2 separate regions of the Homo sapiens genome follow, and region 1 is linked to region 2. A link is a contact called in ENCODE Hi-C or POLR2A ChIA-PET data. All regions are on one chromosome and are shown on one strand. The core of a region is the stretch at or near the end of the contact, and the rest is flanking DNA. Distances in the headings are between cores, read along the strand shown.

What was found. Hi-C counts contacts between places; a loop is a spot of excess contacts on that map. ChIA-PET counts read pairs that join two places held with the same protein, here RNA polymerase II (POLR2A). Pooled maps may share reads with other maps.
Region 1: a loop to region 2 is called in a map of ascending aorta, with 9 times the contacts of the local background. The contact joins the promoter of LINC01615 here to the enhancer-like site in region 2. A Hi-C loop is called at or near these places in 3 of 168 maps with a recorded cell type or tissue (aorta, ascending aorta and chondrocyte) and 3 of 50 pooled maps. POLR2A ChIA-PET finds 5 or more read pairs at or near these places in 1 of 52 experiments (Panc1).

The regions. Positions count from the first base shown.
Region 1 is chr6:169,160,420-169,166,527 of GRCh38, reverse strand. It overlaps LINC01615 (long intergenic non-protein coding RNA 1615), which reads left to right and starts at 3,539. Exons shown (of 2, transcript NR_132623.1): 1 at 3,539-3,885.
Region 2 is chr6:169,043,074-169,048,799 of GRCh38, reverse strand. No RefSeq gene overlaps it. Among named protein-coding and RNA genes, the nearest start is that of LINC01615, 120 kb to the left of the region's middle. Within about 2 kb of position 3,244, at least 4 of the 41 ENCODE cell types and tissues checked have a DNase peak (open chromatin) inside an H3K27ac peak, as active enhancers do; they include ascending aorta, where a contact is called at or near this core.

The sequences.
Region 1 (6,108 bases), core at 2,290-4,789, 120 kb before region 2:
ACGGTAAAATCCTGTGGTGTGTGCAATGCAGGGATCTTCTCAAAGTCACTGTCCCCCTGGAAACTGCAAATCAGTCACTCCATCCCTTACAGGGCATGGACAGAAAGCAAGTTCTCTAAAGCCAGGCAAAGCAGAAAGCTCTAGAAACAGACCAGGAGACAAGACGCCTAGATAAACCTGCTACTCAGGTTGCTGGCTAAGAGGGTCACTGCTAGTAGGAAAAGGGAATCGTCGTCTCTATGTCGCTAAGGGCTCATCTTCATGATCTCCAAACCTCCCCTATTCAAATTCACAGGGAGACAGAAGCAGGTTTGTAGGCACAGTTTCAAGCTCTCTGGTCCAGACATAGCTCTAAGGCCTACCCAGGACAGTGTGTGCAGAAGATGTCCTGGTGGCAAAGCCGCAGCACACAGGGAAGTGCCTCTGTGATGAAGACACTGCTAGAGCACAACCCACAGCCATGGGTGCCAGAGCCACTGAAAACAGCACACCTGCTGCCGGCGGGGGAGCTGACGCCTCAGTGGATAAGGAGAAGACGCATTTCAGTTTTACACTGATTACTATCTCACGCTGACTGTGAAAGGCTTTCCGTGCCATAGAGAGCATCCCCACTGCCCACAGGCTTGGGAGAGATGTCAGGGGCTTCACCAGACAGTGCCTGGCAAGGCAGGTGATGATGACTCCCTTTGAGGGCCACAGCGGGTGCAGTCGGTCACTAGCACATGGTGGCCAGGCTCTCATGCACTCTAAGCCATCACCCTTTCAATGGCCTCAATGCAAGTTCCTGTGTAATTCAAGGATAAAGTGCAGGAGGAGGCTTTGACCCACCTGCACTGTGTCAGAGGAAGGGGAGCTTCTGCATAGAGGAGTCAGTTCCCAGCAGGCAGACTTGGCAAGCTTTACAATCTAGGACTAAAAGCCACACACACACAAGGAATATGCAGTCAGGAGTTTTAAAAGAAAAACATTTGTATCCAAAGACACAAGTGAAATAAGACACTGACTATTCAGTCCCCTAAATTTCATTCTACAGTTGGAAATGTACAAAGCAAACCTGGCTCATTTTATATAAAATTTATCTTCTGTGAACTTTGGGTACAATCCCACTACCAAAGGCATTCCACTGGACCTGGATTGAGTACGTCTCTATCTTTTAAGTATTAACCTAAGAAATTGTGGATACACCCCACACCTAACAGAATCAACCAAGAGAAGCAGCTTTGGTGACAAAAAGGGAGCTCACGATGAGGACAGCTGCATTCAGCACCCACAGATCTTTGGCTAGCCTGAGCACTGCCTCAGGGCACAGCAGGAAAACGCTGGCAGGTTGCAGAGCCCAGCTGTCCACCCCATCACCATGGACGGCCCCATATATAGGCAGATTTGAGAGGGGTGGATCAGAACTCACCAACAAACTCTTCATGGCATGAATATTGGAAAAGGTACTTCTAATTCTGTGAAAGAAAAAAGTTCTAGAATCCTCCTAAGTTAACATGTGCTGATAATACGCAAGTGACTGTTGAACTCATACCGCCCATGTATATATAACATAGAAAAGTAAATCATCATCATCATCATAACTTAGAAGGCTTACTTCCAAAATGTGAGCACTACTCATTTCTGTTAATATAAGGCCATCATAAGCAGAAAATTCATTTTTGTTATTTTTTTAAAATAAAGATTTAAACTGAGATTTCCCTTATGATTTAAACCAGGGGTTCCCAGTCCTGGGAGCATGACTAGTACCGTTCCATAGCTTGTGAGGAACTGGGCCCCAGAGCAGGGGGTGAGCAGCAGGTGAGCAAAGCTTCATCTGTATTGACAGCCGCTCCCCATGGTTCAAGTTACCCCTTGAGCTCCACCTCCTGTCAGATCAGCGGCAACATCAGATTCTCACAGGAGCTCACATCCTCTTGTGAACTGTGCATGCGAGGGATTTAGGTTACGTGCTCCTCATGAGAATCTAATGCCTGATGATCTGTCACTGTCTCTCATCACCTTCAGATGAGACCATCTCATTGCAGGAAAACAAGCTCAGGGCTCCCACTGATTCTACATGATGGTGAGCTGTATCATTATTTCATTATATATTACAGTGTAATAATAATAGAAATAAAGTGCACAACAAATATAATGCACTTGGGCTGGGTGCGGTGGCTCCCGCCTGTAATCCCAGCACTTTGGGAGGCAGGTGGATGGCCTGAGTTCAGGAGTTTGAGACCAGCCTGGCCAATATATGGTGAAACATTGTGCCTACTAAAAGTATAAAAATTAGCTGGGCATGGTGGCGGGCACCTGTAGTCCCAGCTGCTCGGGAGGCTGAGGCATGAGAATCGCTTGAACCCGGGAGGCAGAGGTTGCAGCGAGCCGAGATTGTGACACTGCACTCTAGCCTGGGCAACAAGAACGAAACTGTCTCAAAAAAAAAAACAAACTAATTAATTAATTAATGTAATGCACTTGAATCATCAAGAAACCACCCCCACTGCCCCCACTGCCCCCACTGCCAGTTGATGGAAAAATTGTCTTCCATGAAACTGGTCCCTGGTACCATAAAGTTTGGGGACTGCTGATTTAACCAACACAATATATTAAAAAGGCAGACCCCTATTTCTGGCCTGAGGCCACTTCTGTTTCTGGAGGCAGCATCCTTGGCTGGGTAAATGCAGCTTCCCCAAAGGCAGCCACATCCTGATGCCTCTGAAGATATCAGCAGAACAGGAAAACTGAGCACTCAGCCCAGTTCCTGCCTCTCAGTGGGCAGTTCCCACCCCTCAGCAGGCAGTTCCAACCCCCTGGCCAGCAATTCCTACCTCTCAGTGCACAGTTCCCACCTCTCAGTGCACAGTTCCCACCCCTCAGCAGGCAGTTCCCATCCCCTGGTCAGCAGTTCCCACCTCTCAGTGCATAGTTCCCACCCCCGGGCCAGCAGTTCCCACCTCCTGGTCAGCAGTTCCCACCTCTCAGTGCCCAGTTCCCACTCCCCAGCCAGTAGTTCCCACCCCTCAGCAGGCGGTTCCCACCCCTCGGCCAGCAGTTCCCACCCCCCGGCCAGCAGTTCCCACCTCTCAGTGCATAGTTCCTACCTGTCAGTGAGCAGTCCAGTGCCACATGTCATCCACAGGACACAGCCCTGCAAGGGTCAGGACTTTGGCCCGGGGCACCCAGGCCTGGGCAGTGTCTCCTCAGGGCAGCCCATCCCTACAGTGAGAGACTCTTACAGACCCTGCCACTTGGTCATTTTGCTCCTCCATTTTTCCCCATGACTCACAACAGCGTGGACACATGTGTAAGTGTCAGTGATCTCAGAACTCAGTGATGAGTCAGTAAAGTCCATGTAGTTTTCTCTTTTGGAAAGCATTATGCCCTTCCTGCTTATGCCTTCAGGGGCTGTCCTCTGTGCTGCCGTGACTCAGGTTTGCCATTTCATGATTTTCCCCCTTTGTGAGAACCAACCCCTCCCAGAAAGGAGCCTGGGAACTGCATGGCCTGGGGCGGGGCCTACCCAGGGCGGTGCCCCAGCCACAGCACCAGCCCCTCCGGGCGGAGAACAACAAGGTCTATTGGTCTATGTAATGCTGGTGCCAAACAATAAGAAAAACCAACAAAACACTGACCTTGGTCCACAGACAACACCCACGTCCACGTGGTGGGTGGGACTGGCTCCGTCAGAGGATGGGAAGATGAGAAGTGCTTGTCGCAGGCCTGGAGATGGGGACCACCCAGGCATGCAGGGGATGCTGCCTCTCCTCCATCCAACAACAAGCCTGCGTGTGCCCAGCCCCCTCTGGTACACGCATTGCTCCCCATCCTCGGCATTGATCAATTGAAAATAAGACCTTGGAAGAACCCCTTGCAAAGCTGACATTGTACGAGCCAAGGCAGGTAATAAAGCGTAGATACAGTGAGGGAGGGGGCGGATGGCATGACAAGTCAGAGGGTGATGCCTGCGGCGGGGATGCACTGAGAATAGAGAGGGCAGGTGCGGGGCTGGAGACACACTCCTGAGAGGGAGATGGGAGAGAGGGCGCCTCGCGGATCCCGAGGAAGGCTGAAGACAGGAGAAGGGAGGGGTCGCACACGTTAAACGCTGCCGAAAGGCCAGGAGAGATTAAGACAGAAATGAATCACTGGATTCGGCCAGGCTGCGGTTATTGACAACAGTGGGAAGAGCAGGTTTGGCGCCGCGGTGCCCGCATTTGGGGTGGCGAGAACGTGAAGGAGGACCTGGCCGTGGGGTCAGCTGCACAGGCCAGGAGCTCGAGGGTGGTGGCTGGCAGAAAGTGCAGTCCAAAGTACTCTGTTTTGTTTTGATTGTGTTTTAAAATGGGACAAATAACAGCATGTGTGTTTGCTGATGGGGAGAATCCAGGAGAAAAACAGTGAAGTTGAGGGTGAGCAGAGCTGTGCTGGCAGAAAGCTGCACACGGGGCGGGCAGGCCAGGCCACGGACTGGCTCTGCGGGGCGGGGATGTGCATCGTGGTCCCCAGTGTGGAGGGCAGGGCCCTGGATACAGGGGCCGGGGCACCCGTGGACAGGGCAGGGGGAGGAGACCGAGACTTCCTTCAGATCACCCCCACCTTGCCAGGGACCAGGAGAGAGCAAGGCTGGTGCTCAGCGGGAGGGTGAGGCCCGAGCTGGTGCAGGTTGAGGAGAGGGAGAAGGCACCAGTGTCAGCCAGGAGATGGGTAGGAGACCATGAGGGAGGCGCATGAGGCTGGCTGGTGGCATGATGCGGCCTGCTGGACTGTCTCTGTGGGTGGTTTTGAGATTTTTACCAGTGATGACCAGTTGTGTAATTGCACACAGAGATGGAAGAGAATAAGATTTAACCAAGCAAGTTCAATAAACAGAAATCCAAAAATGGTGAGATTGCAGGCAAGGCAGTGTTAAAAATGATTTGTCATGGAATTCAAATATGTAAGGTGGAGAGTTTGGACAGCTGGAGGATGGGAGACTGACCCCAAAACAGTGATAGGATCAATGGGTTAGAGCTGGCAGCAGGGCCAGCAGATTGTATGAACCCCTTTCCCAGAGGGTGAGTGGAGAGGACAGGAGGAGGTGGCCAAAGCATGGGTGCAGAGGCTGAGCTGACAGGGGCTGTGCTGAGGATGAGGCAGCCCTGCAGTGGAGCCGAGGAGGCTGGAAGACAGGGTGCCAGGCTGAGGGCCTGAGGCCAGGCTTCGAGAGAGATGGGGTGCAGACAGGGAAGCCACCAGGAGATTATGCAAGTCAGCACTGAGTGGTCCCATAAGTTCTTAGGATCTCCAGTTTATGGCTTTAGCAGAAATGGAACTCCCTTCCCCTCACAGTGAGCCTCACAGGGTCAGGGGGAAGACAGGGGATCCCGAAGATAACGTCTGCTACGAACTCAATTGCATCCGCCCCGGGCCCTAAGTTGAAGCCCTAATCCCCACGTTGACTGCATTTGGAGAAGGACCTTCAGCACATGATGGAGGGTAAGTGAGGTCACCAGGCTGGGGCCCTCATCTGCTGGGGATCCTTCTAAGAAGCAGAAGAGGCACCGGGGTGAGTGAGCACCGAGGAAAGCCAGGCGGGCATGCAGCCAGGGGCGGCCATCTGCAGCCGGGAGGAGATCCTTCCCCAGGAACCAGCCCTGCCCACACCTCGACCCCCAGCTTCCAGTTGCCAGGGCTGTGTCGAAAGGCCCTTGTGTGGTTGAAGCCGCCCAGTCTTCGGCATTTTGTTATGGCAGCTCCAGAAGACGAAGCCCGTTCTCTATCCCTGACTTGAAGGTCCCTCACTCAGATTCTCTAATCAGTTTGGATGATGAATTACTCACTCCCAACCTGGGATTCAGGCCACACTGTTCAGATGACCTGGGTTTGAAGAAAGGGATGTCCTCAAAGCCGTACGACCTGGGTGGTGTGAGCATCAAGGGGGGCTTCCCTGCCATGAAACACAGCAGTCACCCCTCTGCCTTGAAGGCAGCACCCTGCAGATGCACCTGCCCCAGCTTCAGCACCAGCCAGGGCTGGATTTGCATCCTGCCTCTTCTACTGTAACATTTGAAAACATGGCTTTCCCCTCTCAACTGTCAAATCTGGAAAACAGAAGGGCCTGCACGTTAGCCTGCTGCGAGGATC
Region 2 (5,726 bases), core at 1,995-4,494:
CTCTGCTCAGCAGAATGAGGGAGGAACTTCGCTTCGGGTCCCGGCGAATTCGCGCCGGGGTTCTTGCCTTTCCAGTTAGACTCAGCCCACTGTATGATCAAGTCGTGCAGTGAGATGGGAAGGCTTTGACTGTTCTTGTTGTTGCTGTTTTTAATATTTAAATTTCACAGCTTGGATTGGACAGGAAGACTGACCAAAATACACATTTAAAAAAATAGAATTCATGTTGTTCTGTTTAATCAAGAAAAATAACACACTTTTTTGCCCTCCAGCCACACCTGAGGAATAATTGTCCTGAGGCTCCTCCCTTGGAAGCGAGGCCTCTATGCTCACAGAAGAAAAGAGCGCACCTGTTCAGGTGCATAGGCGACTTGAGGTGAGGTGGCTCCCAACGCCCGCTGTGCCGGGCCCTACAGCCCTCGCAGTTTATCTGGGTGGCTCCGCGTGGGGAGGATAATCACCTCTCAGTGACCTCTGCCTCTGGGGGCTTCTGTGTCTTTGTGCTGTGTCCTTTGTTTGTTCTGTGTTTTCAGGCTTTTGTCTTTTCAAATGAATCCAATCATGAACCAATAGCACTACTTCCTCCATCCTTTCTGCCTACTTTACAGATTACATTTTTTAAAAGTCTCTCATATAAGATATATATATATATATATATCTAAAATATACTTCATGGGAAAGCAAGGGGCAGAAGAAGAGGCTGCCCATCACACAGTGAGAAAACACACATTCACTCATCAACATTTCTCTTCTCTGTCTCTGTGTGTGTGTGTGTGTGCATGTGTGTGTGTGTGTGATGGATTCTAGTTCTGTCACTAGGATGGAGTGCAGTGGCGTGATCTTGGCTCACAGCAACGTCTGCCTCTCGAGTAGCTGGGATTACAGGCACCCGCCACCATGCCTGGCTAATTTTTTGTACTTTTAGTAGAGGAGAGGTTTCACCATGTTGGACAGGCTGGTCTTGAACTCCTGACCTCAAGTGATCCTCCCCCCTCAGCCTCCCAGAGTGCTGAGATTACAGACGTGAGCCACTGCACCCAGCAACATTTCTCTTCTTTAAATAACAACCTTTTTTTCTGATCGGAGCACCTTGGAAACGACACATTTCTCCTCTACAACTCCTTTAGTGCCATTTATCTCGTCCCCCGCAACTGCTCCCTCCAAACTGCCTTGTCTTGGGGTCTGCAGGGCAGGGAGATAAGAACCTTCCTCTCCCCGTGGGATCTGCCCTTCCACAATGGCAAACAGCCCTGCCCAGGCCCATGCTCTGCAGGGTGCAGACGCATGGGACCTAACAGGAGGCACATCCCATGGTTGCCCAAATCAGTGCCCATCACACCCTGAGCCCCCAGAGAACACTGTCCTTGTCATCCCTCCTCCTATTTCACCTCCAACATTATTGAGTAATTGGTTGTTATTTTCTCATTCTGAAATTTTATTTTTATTCTGTTTAATTGCGGTGCACAACATGACACTTTGAGATACATGTTCACAGCCCAGCGATCACTACAGCCAGCCAAATAATGCAGCCATCCCCTCCCATGGCTAGTTTTTTGTGTGATAAGAGCACCTAAAATCTACTCTCTCAGCAAATATCCCATCTATGAGGCGGTATTATAAGCTACAGTTCCCACACTGCACACTGGTCCTCTAGACTAATTGATCCCACATAACTGCGATCCATGCCCTTAAACCTCGACCCCTCATTCCGCCACTCCCCTGCCCTGGCGCTCGCCATTTCACTCTTGTCTGCATGGCTCTAGCCTTTTCTTAGCTGCTGCATACACTAGAGATCTCAGTCAGTGGCAGGAATGCTGTTCCTGCCCTGCTTGCAACCCTTCCTTGCTTCTGTTCTGTGGGATGAGCACCCCATGTTCTTTGGTCCTTGTCCTCAGCAGGCCCTTGTGGCCCTCCCAAAAAAATCAGTGCCCCTGTACCCGTGAGTTGCTTCAGATGCTGCTCTCAGCACACTGTGCAGCCTCGTGTCTCATTTTGTCTCTCCTGCTGGTCCCTTGTGCATTGAGGGCAAAGACCATGACTCACTCGGCTCTCCAGCCTCAGTCTCTGGCACACAGTCAATGCTTCATGCATCTTTGTGGAACTGGATCAAAATGAATGGCATCTTGGTCACACTTCAGCCACAGAGGTACAGGCCAAGATTTATTATAAGAAATTGACTCACACAGTGCTGGGGCTGGTGAAGCAAGTTGGAATCATGTAGAACAAGATGGCAGGAGGGAAGAACCTGATCCACTGGGAATACCATGGGCATTAGCCAAAGGGTCGTCCTCCAGCAGCATTTCTTCTCCTCCTCTGGGAAGTCCCAGTCTGCTTCAAGACCTTCAAACTAACGAAGTCAGACCCACCAGGTGATCCCCTGTCCTTAAAGTCAACTGACTAGGAACTGTAATCACATCTGGAATGACAGTCTCAGGCTTGGTTATAACAAAAGGTATTCAGGTCTATGTTTTGGTTGCTAGATGTATTTCTGTGGATATTTCAAAATTATGTAGTTATAAAAATCAGCTGGGTAAACATATCCTAGTATTTAATATAAACCACAGACAGCAGTTGAGTTACAATGGATAATTCACTTACTTCAATGCAGGAAATAGTCACTTGGCATTCAACTTATATATTCCAAATACTCATTTCTTCACATGCAAAGAAATGCCAAGCCTAATAAAATACAGATTACAAAAATAAAGTTGTTTCTTCTGGTTTCATTATGAAATATTATTTCTAAGCATTTCTGTATCCTAGAAATAATACTTTTTCAATAAAAGGTAGTGTAAGATATATTATAATCTTGAAGAAAGTTATATTTAAGAAAATCAATTGACTCATAACTAACATAGAAATCTAATGTGTGTTTGTATCTCTGAACTGGTGTTCTCACTTTGGACATGGTCCTGTAACAATTTTAGAAGGTGATTGTTTGAACCCAAATTGTCTGCAAAGCAGAGCCTGTGGTGGAGGTTAAACTACTGAGCTTTATTTGGCAGGTGCACACTCAGGGCTGCATGGTGAGACCGGAAAGGCAAGAGAAACCCAACAACCTGAGCCAATGCTGTGCACAGCATGCTGTGAGCCAGTGCTGGCAACAAGACACCAACAAGAGGAAAGAGGCCAGGTGCTGTGAGCCAGTGCTGGCAACAAGACACCAAAAAAAGCAAGAGGCCGGGTACTATGAGCCAGTGCTGGCAACAAGACACCAAAAAAAGCAAGAGGCCGGGTGCTATGAGCCAGTGCTGGCAACAGGACACCAAAAAGAGCAAGAGGCCGGGTGAGGTGGCTAACGTCTGTAATCCCAGCACTTTGGGAGGCTGAGGTGGGTGGATCACCTGAGGTCAGGAGTTCGAGACCAGCCTGGCCAACATAGTGAAACCCCATCTCTACTAAAAATACAAAAATTAGCCAGGGGTGGTGGCACATGCCTATAATCCCAGCTACTCAGGAGGCTGAGGCAGGAGAATTGCTTGAACCTGGGAGGCTGAGGTTGCAGCAGTGAGCTGAGATCATGCCACTGCACTCCAGCCTGGGCAACAGAGCCAGACTCCATCTCAAAAACAAAAACAAAAAGAGCAAGGAAAGAAAAGTGCAGGCATGCAACTTGTGGCCGTCATTCCAAAAGGACACAAAAACAATGCCTTTTAACACTTTATAGGAGAAGCTTCACCCTTTCTGTGGTGCAGCTGGTGCTGGAAGTTTATTTAACAAACCTTTGGCTGCAAACGTGTTTGACGCAGGAGAAACGTAAAACCACCGTTGAGAGTTAGGTCTTGTGCTTGACCAAAGTCGACAAAGATCCTTTTAAGTTTAATTCAAACAGTTTCATGGGGCGCTCTCACAAGCAGTGTGGCTTTTTTCTACAGCCTAAATAGGAGGCTGACATTATGAGGACAAGAACGTCAACAGCTGTGCCCAGGTGCTGCACAGATGTGCTGACCACCTTTGCCAGCGCGGCTGGGTCCCTGGCCACGTGAAGCCCCTTCAGACTTAGCTGGATGTGGGCAGAAGCAGCGCAGCCTGTCTCCTACATGTCCCTCTCTCTTCTGCAGCTTCTGGGCTGTTTTTATTTTGTAGTCTTTTATTTTTCTCTTTGTGGAAAATTCCCTGAACCAGCGCTTCTGAAAAGAGCTCCAGAAATCCTGCTAGCATTCTTGAGTCAGAAAACCTTGGCATTTTCTATCTCACTCTGGAAAAAGTGTTTGCAGGCAGCTCTGGGACTCCACTTTGCTGACTGAGCAAGCCTCATTCTTCAGGCCCTTAGGAGACCACACCACTGCTTAGTGAGGAAACTCAGGCTGGAAGGTTGGTGGACAGGCAGACGGGTATGGAGGTTTGCAGTAGCTCAGCCTTGGAGGCCTGAAGATTTCAGAAACCTTTCTTTTTCTTCTAATACAGCATTTCTGTAACACAGTTTCCTCAGTTTTATTGTTCTTATGTACTTAACAATGGATCTCACTCGCTCTCAGAAACACGGATGGGCGTCCTCCCCATCACACGGCACAAGCCCATGGCCAGTGAGACTCAGAACCAGCCTGTAAGCTTTTGTGTCTACCTCTCCTGACTGGCGCGAAAATCCTTTGCTTATACTAGCTCAATAATCTGATTTCTCCAGAATACCTTTTCATTGCTTTGGGAAGAAGGCTACTCATACGAAATACAATTCAGAAGCGCATCTTCAGACAGCAGAGGTGCCCCCACGTGAGTATGAGCAATGGCGTGAATGACGCTGTAAAATGTAAATACTTCTCCAGAGGCTACTCCTTTCCATTCTACACACTGTTTCAAAAATTTTGCTGCATTAGCTAATTTATCTCTCACAGGAATGCTCTGAGGAATTATTTAGATTAGACCCATTTTACAAATAAGAAACGAGAAGCACAGTTTGAATGATGAATGCTGCATCCTTTGAGCACCTAAACGTGTTCTTTTGTTTTGTCCTGTGGGAACGAAAGCCCCGTGACAAGGGAAAGTTTAGCGCTCCTGGCATTGGGGTTCTGGAGGGTGCCTCACAAAACCCGGCCAAAGCCGAGACAGCTGCACAGTCATTGAAACCAAATTTCACTTGGCTGTTTATCATCAGTGTCACGACAGACATCCCATATCCATGACCTTCAAGGTATCACTCCAAATCCATGGCTTCCTTATAAAGTATGCACCAAGTGAAACTTGGAAGAAGCGCTGTTTTGAGAATCATCCACTAGAAAGAGGAGCCTCTGGAGAGGGTTGTGCTTGGGGAGCTTCCCCAGGGCCTCCACGTGCAGCAAGTCCAAGTTCTGTTCTGTCTTCAGGGCTTGGTCTTTCCAAGATGAACCCTACTCTCCTCATCAACTGGCCCTGGGTGGTTGGGGGGCAGCGCTGAGTCACAACACGGACGTGGACGGGTACCCAGAGCCCAGCACTGAGCCTGGCACAGAGGCGCTGGGGAAGAGGCAGCACTGAGGGCTTCCTCTATTTCAGAGCTTGGAGTAACCAGGGATGTGGCAGTAAAAACACCTCAATATATGCATGGGAAGGCCCGCAGCTACTTAGGCAAAGCCAGTGTGAAACTGGCTCCCCTGGCTCTCAGCAGGAGCCCCTGCCTACGTGGTGGACACAGAAGGCACGGGCGCTGAAACCTGTCCTGACCAGCATGGGTCACGTCTTCCATAGACTGAAGAACCATTAGAGAAATCAATAGGCTTTCAAAGGGGGTATTGTTTCATCACAGAACAAAG